2 separate regions of the Homo sapiens genome follow, and region 1 is linked to region 2. A link is a contact called in ENCODE Hi-C data. All regions are on one chromosome and are shown on one strand. Each heading gives the region's core, a stretch centred on a gene start or an enhancer-like site at or near the end of the contact. The rest is flanking DNA. Distances are from core to core; before and after follow the strand shown.

Region 1 (6,316 bases), core at 668-3,167, 350 kb before region 2:
TTCTGGGGTCTGTATTCTGTTTCATTAGCCTGTTTATTTCTCCATTTTCCAATACCACACTCTTAATTACTCTAGTATTACACATATCAATATCTTAATGAGAAAGTTCTCTAACCCTGTTCTCCTTTTTTGATGTCTTGTATCATTGTATTTCCAAAAAATTTTAGAACCAGCTTACCAACTTACACACAAGTACACTTACACATATGCATACAATTGCAATTTTCATTGTGATTTTCTTGAATCTATATATCATTTTGAAGGAGAGTAACATCTTGAAATTTAGTCTTCTGATCTATGAATGTAGTATATTTCTCCACTTAGATTTTCTATTGCTCTGTTTTATTGTTTTGGTTTAAGAGTTTCATACTTTTTATGTAAGATTTATTTTTAAGCAGTATGTTTGATGCTATTATAAATAGTAGCTTCTAAATTTTCAGTTGTTAATTATTCTCTCTTTTAAGAGATGGTTTCTTGCTCTGTTGCCCAGGCTGGAGTGCAGTGGTGCAATCACAGCTGACTATAGCCTCGACCTCCTCCAAGGTAGAAGGGACTACAAGTGCACACCACATGGACCCAGCTAATTTTTTAATGTTTTTGTAGAGACGGGGTCTACTAATTTTGCCCAAGCTGGTCTTGAACTCCTAGGCTCAAGTGATTCTCCTGCCTTGGCTTTCCAAAGTGTTGGGATTACACTTACGAGCCACTGTGCCCAGACTTTGATTATTTTTTGTCAAATAGAAATAAAATTGATTTTTTAATGTTGTTCCAGTGTCCAACAGTCTTACCAAACTCACTGAATCCTAATAATAATAATAATCTCAGATTTTCTATATAGACATGTAATCTGCAGCTAAAGGCAGTTCTATTTCTTCCTTTCTAATTCTTATGCCTTTTATTTTTTCAGTTACCCAGAACTTCCAATATAATGAATAGAAGTGATGATAGAGAAAAACTGTCAACAATAAATACACTGTGTGCAGTAAGTTTTATGTATTAACTCTTTGTCAGATTAAGAAAGTTCCCTTCGATTTATAATTTGCTGGAACTTTTTAATTATTAATAAATGTCAGACTCTATCAAATGCTTTTTCTGCATGTATTGAAATAATTGTGGGTTCTTGCTCCTTTATTCTATTAACATGTCCCAATTACTATGGCTGTGTAACAAATCAACCCAAAATTTAGTGGCATGAAACAACCATTTATTATGCTTGTTTATTGTTCAGGAATTTGCACAGGGTTTAGAAAAGCTGGCTTTTCTGTGCTCCACAGTGATTAAGGCCTTAGCTGAAAGATTCAGGCTCAGGACAGGAATTATTTGAAAGCTCATAGCTGAGAGTTAATGCTGGCTGTTGTTTGAGGCCTCTATTCCTGACCACGTGAACCTCTCCATGTGATCTCTCCATATGGGCTGTTTTGGCCTGCCTCAGATCATGGAGGTTGAGTTTCAAGGGCAAGTATCGCAAAAGAGAGAGCCAGGCAAGCTGTATCACAGTGTGTCACCCAGGTTCAGTGACAGGGAAGCAGAGGAAATTGTTGATAAAAAGTAACAAGGTTCTAGAAGACCATGTCAGAGAATATTGCTGTGGCTGTTTTTGAAAAATACAGTCTGCCACCCTGGTGTCCTAGTAGTCATGCCCTTTGCCATTTTCTACTGTATCATCCCCTTGGTTATGATTGAGACCTGTGAGTTGCTTCACAGCAATAGAAAATGGCAAAGGTGGTGTAATGTAGCTGCACGATTATGTTACACTGTATAAGACTCCATCTTGCTAGCAAACTAGCTCTAGGCTCTCCTTGGCTTAATGAAGTGCACATGTTGAGGAGGCACATGGGGACATGAACTGCAGGAGGCCTCTAGGAGCTAAGGGAGGACTGCAGCCAATAGTCAGCAAGAAGCCAGAGCCCTCAGCTCCCCAGCCACAGGAAATAGATTCTGTTAACCATTTGCGTGAGATCGAAAGTGGCTTCTTCCCTAGTTAAGCCTAGACAAAAACAGGCTACAGTTCAGTGATCTCTGAAGGTAGTACTGAAAAATTCAGTGTCCTGTTGGATAAGGTGCTCATCCTTTCTAAATTTCAGTTTCCTAATTTTTAATGACAATATTGTTATCTGTAGGGGTTCAAATAAAGTCCATTCCATTCTGATTGGGAGAGCACAGTGTATATTTTACACTGGAATACTTGAAATGCATTTTATATAACATTTAAAATACATATTTCAAAAATATTTCTTTAAATTATCAATATTAAAAGTAATATTATTTAAATTATTATCAAATAAAATCTCTCTGTCAACAACAGAAAACCCAATTTAAAATGGGCAGAAGGTCGAGCAATGCCTGTAATCCCAATACTTTGGGAGGCCAAGGCAGGAGGATATCTTGAGTTCAGGAGTTTGAGACTAGCCTGGGCAACATAGAGAGACCCCATCTCTACAGAACATTTTAAAAATTAGCCGGGCATGGAGGCGCGTGCCTGCAGTCTCAGCTACTTTGGAGGCCATTCAGGAGCGTCACTTGATCCTGGGAGGTTGAGGCTGCAGTGAGCCGTAATCACACCACTGCACTTCAGCCTGGGTGACAGAGGGAGACTCTGCCAAAAAGGGGTTGGGGGCAGCAAAAATGGCCGAGCACTGTGGCTCACACTAGAATCCCAGCACTTTGGTAGGCTAAGGCAGGAAGATTACTTGAGCCCAAGAGTTCACGACCAGCCTGGGCATCATGGTGAGACCCTGTCTCCACAAAAAATTTAAAGATTAGCCAGGCGTGGTGGCAGATACCTGTAATCCCAGCTACTCAGGAGGCTGAGGTGGGAGGATCGCTTCAGCCCAAGAGATGAGGCTGCAGTGAGCCCTGATTTTGCCACTGCACTCCAGCCTGGGTGACAGAATGATACCCTGTCTTTAAAAAAAAGGTAAAAGATTTGAATAGATATTTCTCCAAAGAAGATAACAGTTGGCCAACAAGCACATGAAAAGTGGTTCAGTGTCACTAATCCACAAGTCAAAATCACAACAAAATACCACCTCACACCCATGAGGATGGTTACTGTCAAAAAAATTGAAAATAACAATTGTTAGAGAGCATGTAGAGATATTAGAAGTCATGTACACTCTTGATGGGAATGTAAGTAATGCAACTGCTTTGGAAAATAATATGTAAGTTCCTCAAAATATTAAACATGGAATTACCATATGATCCAGCAGTTCCACTTCTGGGTACATATATATGTGTGTGTGTGTATATATACATATATGTGTATATATATGTGTGTGTGTATATATACATATATGTGTATATATATATATGTATATATGTGCAAAAGAATTGAGAGTAGGGTCTCAAAGAGATATTTGTACACCCTTGTTCATAGCAATATTATCAGCAATGGCTAAGGTGGAAGCAACCCAAGTGCCCATCAGTGGATGAATGGATAAAATGCTGGATGCATACAATGAATGAAACATTATTAACCTTGAAAAGGAAAGAAATTCTGACATGCTGCAAAATGGATGAACCTTTTTACAATTGTTTTAATTTTTTTTCTTTTTCTTTTTTTTTTTTTTTTTTTTTTTTGAGACGGAGTTTCGCTCTTGTTGCCCAGGCTGGAGTGCAGTGGTGTGATCTTGGCTCACTGCAACCTCCGCCTCCTGGTTTCAAGTGATTCTCCTGAGCCTCCCGAGTAGCTGGGATTACAGGCATGCACCACCATGCTCGGCTGATTTTTGTATTTTTAGTAGAGACAGGGTTTCTCCATGTTGGCCAGGCTAGTCTTGAACTCCCAACCTCAGGTGATCCGCCCACCTCGGCCTCCCAAAGTGCTGGGATTACAGGCGTGAGCCACCATGCCCAGCCAATTGTTTTAATTTTTAATTTTTTTTTTTTGAGATGGAATCTCGTTCTGTCACCCAGGCTGGAGTGCGGTGGCACGATCTCAGCTCATTGCAACCTCCGCCTCCCACATTCAACTGATTCTTCTGCCTCAGCCTCCCTGAGTAGCTGGAATTACAGGCATGTGCCACCATGCCCAGCTAATTTTTGTATTTTTAGTAGAGACGGGGTTTCACCATGTTGGCCAGGCTGGTCTCGAGCTCCTGACCTCAGGTGATCTGCCCACCTGGGCCTCCCAAAGTGCTGGGATTACAGGTGTGAGCCACTGCACCCAGCCAATTTTTTTAATTTTTAACTTTTGTGGGTACATAGGTATATATATTTATGGGGTACATGAGATGTTTTGATACAGGCATGCAACATGAAATAATCAGAGGGAGAATGGGGCATCCATTCCCTCAAACGTTTATCTTTTATATTACAAGCAATCCAATTACACACTTTTATTTAAAAATGTATATTACTGACTGTAGTTACCCTATTGTGCTGTCAAATAGTAAGTCTTACTCATTCTAACTATGTTTTTGTACCTCTGGTAACCACCCTTCTACTCTCTATGTCCATGAATTCAATTGTTTTGATTTTTAGATCACACACGTGAGAACGTGTGATGTTTGTCTTTCTGTGCCTGACTTATTTCACTTAACGTAATGATCTCCAGTTCCAACCATGTTGTTGCAAATGACACGCAGGATCACATTCTTTTTTATAGCTGAATAGTATTCCATTGTGTATATGTGCCACTCAATTTTTTTTTTTTTTTTTTTTTTGAGGCAGGGTCTCTGTCACCCAGGATGGAATGCAGTGGCGTGGTCTTGGCTCACTGCAACCTCCACCTCCTGGGCTCAAGTGATCCTCCCACCTCAGTCCCCCGAGTAGCTGGGACCACAGGCATGTGCCACTACGCCCAGCTAATTTTTGTATTTTTAGTAGAGACAAGGTTTTTGTCATGTTGCCCAGGCTAGTCTCAAACTCCTGAGCTCAAGCTGTCTGCCTGCCTCAGCCTCCCGAAGTGCTGGGATTACAGGCATGAGCCACCGCGCCTGGCCTGTGCTACGTTTTCTTTATCCATTCATCTGTTGATGGACACTTAGGTTGCTTCCAAATCTTAGCTTTTATGAGCAGTGCTGTAACAAACATGGGAGTGCAGATATCTTTCCTTTGTTTTGGGTATATATACCCAGCAGTAGGATTGTTGGATCCTACTGTTGGATGGTAGCTCTATTTTTAGTTTTTTGAGGAACCTCCAATAGTTCTCCATAGTGGTTGCACTAATTTACATTCCCACCAACATTGTACAAGGGTTGCCTTTCCTCCACATTTTTGGCATTTGTTATTGCCTGTCTTTTGGATATAAGCCATTTTAACTGAGGGTGAGATGATTTCTCATTGTAGTTTTGATTTGTTGCCATTTGTATGTCTTTTGAGAAATTTCTATTCAAACCATTTGCCCATTTTTTTTATTGTATTAGATTTTTTCCTATGGAGTTGTTTGAGCTTCTATATATTCTGGTTATTAATCCCTTGTCAGATGGGTAGTTTGCAAATATTTTCTCCCATTTTGTGGGTTGTGTCTTCACTTTGTTGATTGTTTCCTGATTGTTTCCTTTGCAGTGCAGAAGATTTTTTTTTTTTTTTGAGATGGAGTCTTGCTCTGTTGCCCAGGCTGGAGTGCAGTGGCATGATCTTGGCTCACTGCAAGCTCCACCTCCCAGGTTCACGCCATTCTCCTGCATCAGCCTCCCAAGTAGCTGGGACTACAGGCGCCCGCCACCACACCTGGATAATTTTTTGTATTTTTCAGTAGAGACGGGGTTTCGCCGTGTTAGCCAGGATGGTCTCAATCTCCTGACCTCGTGATCCACCCGCCTCGGCCTCCCAAAGTGCTGGGATTACAGGCGTGAGCCACCGTGCCCGGCCCAGAAGATTTTTAACTTGTTGTGATTCCATTTGTCCATTTTATTTTATTTTATTTTATTGAGACAGAATCTCACTCGGTTGCCAGGCTGGAGTGCAGTGGCGCGATCTCGGCTCACTGCAGGCTCCACCTCCTAGGTTCAAGTGATTCTCCTGCCTCAGCCTCCAGAGTAGCTGGAACTACAGGTGTGCGCCACCATGCCCAGCTAATTTTTGTATTTTTATTAGAGACAAGGTTTCACCATGTTGGCTAGGATGGTTTTGATCTCTTGACCTTGTGATCCACCCACCTCAGCCTCCCAAAGTGTTGGGATTACAGGTGTGAGCCACCACACCCGGCCCCATTTGTCCATTTTTGCTTTGGTTGCCTGTGCTTGTAGGGTGTTGCTCATGAAATTTTTGCCTAGACCAATGTCCTGGAGACTTTCCTCAATGTTTTCTTGTAGTCGTTTCATAGTTTGAGGTCTTAGTTTTAAATCCTTAATCCATTTTGATTTGATTTTTT
Region 2 (6,332 bases), core at 2,430-4,929:
AGGTCTTTATAGTTTTTGATAGATGGTATGCTTTGTTAAATGAAGTATGTAAGTAAACTTTAGGAATATCAGCAACTAAATAGAAAGAGTATATGCAATTTTTAAAGCAGAAAAGTGTAAAAATGGCAAGGAGAGAGACAAAGGAAAAAACCCTCTATTAAAGTGATATAAGGCAGAAAGAAGAAAAAGGAGCAAAGACAACAATGCTGGATACAAACCAGAAAAATATTGATAGGAATATTCTAATATAGTGATATTCACAGATTGGATTTATCAGTTAAAGAACAGAAACTGAGACTGATTTATATGATATCTAGCTATATGCCATTTATAAGAGGCACAACTGTAATGACACAGAAAGTTTGAGAGTGAAGAAATGAAAAAAGGCATACTTGGAAAAAACAAACTACGACTAACGTGGTAGAGCAATATTAATTTCACACCAAACAGACTTTCAGGCAAAATCTGTATCAGAGATTGTGGAGATAGAATTAATTTACAGCTGGAAAGGAAAACCATCATGTTTATCTCTGGGGATGATTGGCTGTCTGGTTTTTGACTTTTGGTCAAGATAAGGGCAGTGGAATTTGTGATGTGTCGTTTAAGGTCCAAAACTCCTGTAGCGACTCTCAAGGTCAGTTTCTTTACCAATGAATTCCAGCTGGCTTAACTGGTGTGACAAGCTGGTTTGATTGTGGCCAGAAGGACTTAAAGCCCCCCTACTGAAAACTTCTCTTTGAGTTCTTCTGAAACTAAAATTCCTTGCACACATCTTGGTGGTTAAAGTTGGGCCCTGAGGAGCTTGCCTGCAATCACTTTCTCTTGCTACACTGTGTTCTTTGTCTTTAAAAGGCCTACAGGCATATATAGATGCTCCTCAATTTATGATAGGGTTATGTCCCAATAAACCTATTTTAAGTTTAAAATATTCTATGTTGAAAATGCATTTACTATACCTAACCTACCAAACATCATAGCTTAGTCTAGCCTACCTTAAATGTACTCAGAACACTTACTAATGCCTACAGTTGGGCAAAATAATCTAATATGAAGCCTATTTTATAAGAAAGTGTTAAAAATCTCATGTAACATTAAACACTGTATTGAAAGTAAGAAACAGAATACTGTATTGAAAGAAAGAAACTTACTAACACCTACAGTTGGGCAAAATAATCTAATATGAAGCCTTTTTGTAAGAAAGTGTTAAAAATCTCATGTAACTTATTAAATACTGTATTTAAAGTAAGAAACAGTATGGGTACTCAAAGTACAGTTTCTACTGAAAGTGTATCACTTTCACACCATCCATAAAGTAAAAAAAAATATTAAGTTGAACCATTGTAAGTCAGGAGCCATCTGTATTCTGGGAAGTCTGGTGAGTCCTTTCAAATATCCAAACTGGAGCAAACTTTGCAGAGGTAAAAAGGGTCAAAATATAATGAAAAAATAATATTTTACCTGGATGATGTAGCAATTACACAACCTATATGTGCCTAGAAATATAATCTTAACATACATAAGGCAGGCCAGGCGCGGTGGCTCACGCCTGTAATCCCAGCACTTTGGGAGGCCAAGGCGGGTGGATCACGAGGTCAGGAGATCGAGACCATCCTGGCTAACACGGTGAAACGCCATCTGTACTAAAAATACAAAAAAAAAATTAGCCGGGCGTAGTGGCGGGCGCCTGTAGTCCCAGCTACTCGGGAGGCTGAGGCAGGAGAACGGCATGAACCCGGGAGGCGGAGCTTGCAGTGAGCTGAGATTGCGCCACTGCACTCCAGCCTGGGCGACAAAGCGAGATTCTGTCTCAAAAAAAAAAAAAAAAAATACATAAGGCAAAAATATAGAAGAATTACTCAGAGGACAAATCTATAATCACTCCCCCTAGAAACTGTTAAATCAAGTACATTAAAATTAGTTAACATAGTTACATGGCGGAGTTGCATACATGTTCGCCAATAATCTGTTCTCTCTCTTTCTTTCGCGTCTCACTCTGTTGCCCAGGCTGGAGTGTAGTGGCGTGATCTCGGCTCACTGCAACCTCCACTTCCTGGATTCAAGTGATTCTCTTGCCTTAACCTCCCCAAGTAGCTGGGATTACAGGTGCACGCCACCACACCTGACCAATTTTTGTATTTTTAGTAGAGACGGGGTTTCACCATGTTGGCCAGGCTGGTCTCCAACTATTGACCTCAGGTGATCCACCAGCCTTGGCCTCCCAAAGTCCTGAAATTACAGGCGTAAGTAGTGTAGGGTTGTGGCTGGGAAAATTATGTAGTTTTTCTGCTCCTATGTTCACTTCTTGTGACTGTCTCTGCTTCCACAGCCAAGGCATGGGAAGATGGGGGAAAAAAAAAAAGCAACATATATTTCCCCCATGCTTTTGGGACCCAAGTCCTGGCCAGAGAGAAGAGCTCTCTTCCCTTAGAGTTTCAGGTGCTTGCACAGCTGCCACTGCCTCTATGTCTGTTGCTCCAGGGGATTGCCTGGGGGCAGCAATAAGAGAGAACAGAAAAGAACACCCCAAGGGATTTTCTTCACTCTGATCCTTAAAGGCTCCCTTTTCTGCTTTTTGGACCAGAATGAGAGGACTTCTCTTGCAGCTCTTTCTATTTGCACCTACTGTGGAGTTCTGGGTTTTGGGATGCTTTTGAATCTAAGGCCAGAAAATAGCGGGAGAGGAGGACAAAACTCACCAGTGGATTGATCTTACATTGAGTTCTGTTTTGTCTCTCAAACCAGTCTGCTATTATTTACTTTTTAGAGTCCCTAGATAACTGCTCCCTGCCTTCTGTGCAGGGTTTTTAGTTGCTTCATTGAATGAGGCAGGGTGCATCTTACTTCATCTTAACTGCAACCACCCACTGGAATCATTATCTTTTAATTGAAAATCAGTGGTTTTACATTTTGTTCTTCCAGAGTGCATTTAACATGAGCCCAAGGCATCTCTTCTTTCCTTAGCTTTTTCAATCTTCCATCAGGAATAAACATGAGATGATTTTTAAAAATTTACTAACTACACATATTCTTTTTCTTGTATATGGGCACAAGATACTAGAAGGAGAGGAAATCACTACCTCAGTGAACATGCATGTACTTCAAGACCTATTTGGAGTTTTTAAGAAAAGATTTCTTCACTCATTGCACCTAGGCTTTCAAATGGAAAAGAATAGCCTGAAATGCATTAGAGCAGCAAGTTTCTCATGTGAAACTTCATTTCCTGGCAGCCTCTTTCTGAAGAGACCAAGCAACATCCTGTGTTGCTCTGAAAGCATGGGGCAGCCACCCTAGGCTGTCAACCCAGCCAGGCTCCACTTCAAAGACTGACTACAGTGCTAGTTCAGCACTTAGCAATTAACATTGCACAGACGACATGGCTGACCTTTATTTTGAAAGTGTTTTTTACAGTTTCAGAATGTATCTAGAGAAAGAGCTTATAATATATTCTTCAGTTAAAAGCAACAAAGAGAAAACTTGCTTCTCATTTCCAACAGGGAATGACTCTTGTGTATAAAAAATTCAAAATTCAATAAACAACTATAAGGCATTTTTCGTATGTACACAACCACAATAAAAACACTGTCTTGAATTTGGCACAGCATAATTTCTTGAGAACAAAGAGCCATTATTATCACCATCACCACTACCACCACAACAAGGCAGGGGGCCAAGGAAGGGGAAGACAGAGAAAGAGAGACAGAGAGAGAGAGAATGTAATTTAGTTGATTGGGCCTTTTATGGTTTGAGAAATGATCATTAATTGCAGTTTGTTCTTAAAACAGTAGATGGCTCCTTAGACCTGAAATAGTTGAGAATATATATATATATATATATATATATATTTTTTTTTTTTTTTTTTTGAGATGGAGTCTTGCTCAGTTGCCCAGGCTGGAGTGCAGTGGCGCGATCTCGGCTCACTGCAAGCTCTGCCTCCTGGGTTCACGCCATTCTCCTGTCTCAGCCTCCCGAGTCACGCCCACCACCACGCCTGGCTAATTTTTTTTGTATTTTTAGTAAAGACGGGATTTCACCATGTTAGCCAGGATAGTCTCGATCTCCTGACCTCATGATTTGCTCACCTCGGCCTCCCAAAGTGCTGGGATTACAGATGTGAGCCACCGCGCCCGGCCGAGAATGATATTTTTGTAAGGACAGTGTAGAAATATAATTCAAATAGGGAAATCTGGTGCTGGGTCCTTTTACTAGAAAGGGAATCTATTGTACATTATGAGGTCAGGCAGTCAGAAATGTATTATCAGAACTTCCCAGAATTGGTGTTGTTGAGGGTGATTCAATGATAAAGAGTCATAAAATCCAATTTTGTTACCCTTTTGCCGTGGGATCTAGCATAACATTGTTGGTATTCTTGCCATGGTTGCAATTGTCTCTAGGGTCAGGAGATGCTTCAGTAAGCGCAGAACTCACTAGCCGTAACAGATGAAATAGGAAGAATTGCCACTAAATGAGCTCTTTTGAAAGAGTTGGAGTTATTTTCTGTTTTGGGAATGAGAAATAAGAGTATAGAATTTGGCAATATTAGCAAGATGAAACTTCCTCATGACACCATAAATTTATTCTAAATAAAAATGGAGAGGTTGAACAGAGATCTTTGGTTTTAATGCAAATGCCAGAGAATTACTTTGCAACAGAAGCTTGGGAAGCACTAGTTTGTAACCTTTTTGATGAGGGAATCAATATACTTGGAGGTGAAAGATTCATGCACACTTAGAAATAAGCAGCTGGGCCTCTGGAAGAACAGGAATGGGAAGTTGGGTCTACAGTCAAAGCAATAGGAGTGTCCTGCCCTTAATTTGACTCATTTAGCCTTTGCCCATCTGCTTCTATTTTGATAAGAAATATCTCCTTGATCCTCTGCTCTAATTTTTTAAATCTTCCTCCTAACTTCTGCTTACTCATAGTTTTGTTTCCCTCGTAATTTCTGTTTGAACATGGTCTGTCGTGGTTTTCTTGCTCAATTTCTACATTAGATCATCTCACTTCTGCTTCATTTTGTTGACCTCACCTTTCCTTTGTTATTTCCTTGGTTAAAATTCCTGAGGAAGAGAAATTGATGAGCTGATCTCAATTCTTGTCCCAGGACTCCCAGGACACATTGTATTTTGTTGGCAATTTTTGGTTTAACATTCTTTTGGGTCAGGTGTCCTCCCATATATCTGGCAAGGCTGGAAAGGATATAAAGCATGTTTGCATAAGTCCAGCTTCTTCTGCATGGTGAGGGACAGGGTAGAGGACCTAGAACCAGAAATTGGTTTATTTAGAACTATGGTGACCACATGTCCAAGTTTTTCTGGAAGATTCACAATTTCAATATGCTGTCTTGCATCCAGTGTAGTTTAGTATTTGTCTCAGGCTTTTCATTTTTTAATAAAATTTAAAAAATTAATACTTGTGGTGGTGGACATGGATATACATTGCCAAAATCTACCTTTCAGGAAGGATTTGCTTTCTAGCTGGTGGAGTGCAGTCAACAGAAACCTCCAGCTGTCAGCTTCTTTGGGATTTGCTTGAGCTGCAGTGAACTGCATTGTCGAAGGTCATATCTTTTCCAAGCCAGCCTGTGTCTGGTGACTGACTGAGGTGGGGGAATAAAGTCCTGGCCATTTCACCCTAATGGGGGAGGTCCCTGTATTAGTTTGTTTTCATACTGCTGTAAAGAAATACCAGAAACCAGTTTACTTATAAGAAAAGGGGTTTAATTGACTCACAGCTTCACAGACTATAAAGGAAGCATGGCTTGGGAAGCCCCAGGAAACTCACAATCATGGCTGGTGTTGAGTCCCTGTAGCTTTTCCAGGTGCACAGAGAAAGCTTCTCACGGATCTACAATTCTGGGGTCTGGAGGACGGTGACCCTCTTCTTGCAGTTCCACTAGGCAGTGCTCCAGTGGGGACTCTGAGTGGGGTCTCCAACCACACATTTCCCCTGCACATTGCCCTAGTAGAGGTTCTCCATGAGAGCTTTGCTCCTGCAGCAGACTTCTGCCTGGACATGCATTTCCATACATCCTCTGAAATCTAGGTGGAGGCTCACAAACCTCAACTCTTGCCCTCTGCACACCTGCAGGTTTAACACCATGTGGAAGCAGCCAAAGCTGATAGTTTGCATCCTCTGGAACAGTGGCCTGAGACATATTTGGGACCCTTTTAGCCATAGCTGGAGCTGGAGCAACTGGGATGCAGGGAGCAGTGTCCTGAGGTTAGGACCCTAACTCAGGGCAGCAGGGCCCTGGACTCAGTCCACAAAACCATTCTTCCCTCCTAGGCCTCTGGGCCTGTGATGGTAGGGGCTGCCAGGAAGGTCTCTGAAATACC

What was found. Hi-C counts contacts between places; a loop is a spot of excess contacts on that map. Pooled maps may share reads with other maps.
Region 1: a loop to region 2 is called in a map with no recorded cell type, with 7 times the contacts of the local background. The contact joins two enhancer-like sites. A Hi-C loop is called at or near these places in 1 of 168 maps with a recorded cell type or tissue (CD4-positive, alpha-beta memory T cell), 4 of 37 single-sample maps with no recorded cell type and 14 of 50 pooled maps.

What each region holds. Positions count from the first base shown.
Region 1 is chr5:131,409,737-131,416,052 of GRCh38, reverse strand. LOC105379173 (a long non-coding RNA gene) reads left to right here. Exons shown (of 3, transcript XR_007058929.1): 2 at 1-982. Among named protein-coding and RNA genes, the nearest start is that of CDC42SE2, 150 kb to the right of the region's middle. Within about 2 kb of position 1,917, at least 3 of the 41 ENCODE cell types and tissues checked have a DNase peak (open chromatin) inside an H3K27ac peak, as active enhancers do.
Region 2 is chr5:131,066,423-131,072,754 of GRCh38, reverse strand. It overlaps LOC105379172 (a long non-coding RNA gene), which reads right to left. Exons shown (of 5, transcript XR_007058928.1): 5 at 4,205-4,494. Among named protein-coding and RNA genes, the nearest start is that of HINT1, 96 kb to the left of the region's middle. Within about 2 kb of position 3,679, at least 6 of the 41 ENCODE cell types and tissues checked have a DNase peak (open chromatin) inside an H3K27ac peak, as active enhancers do.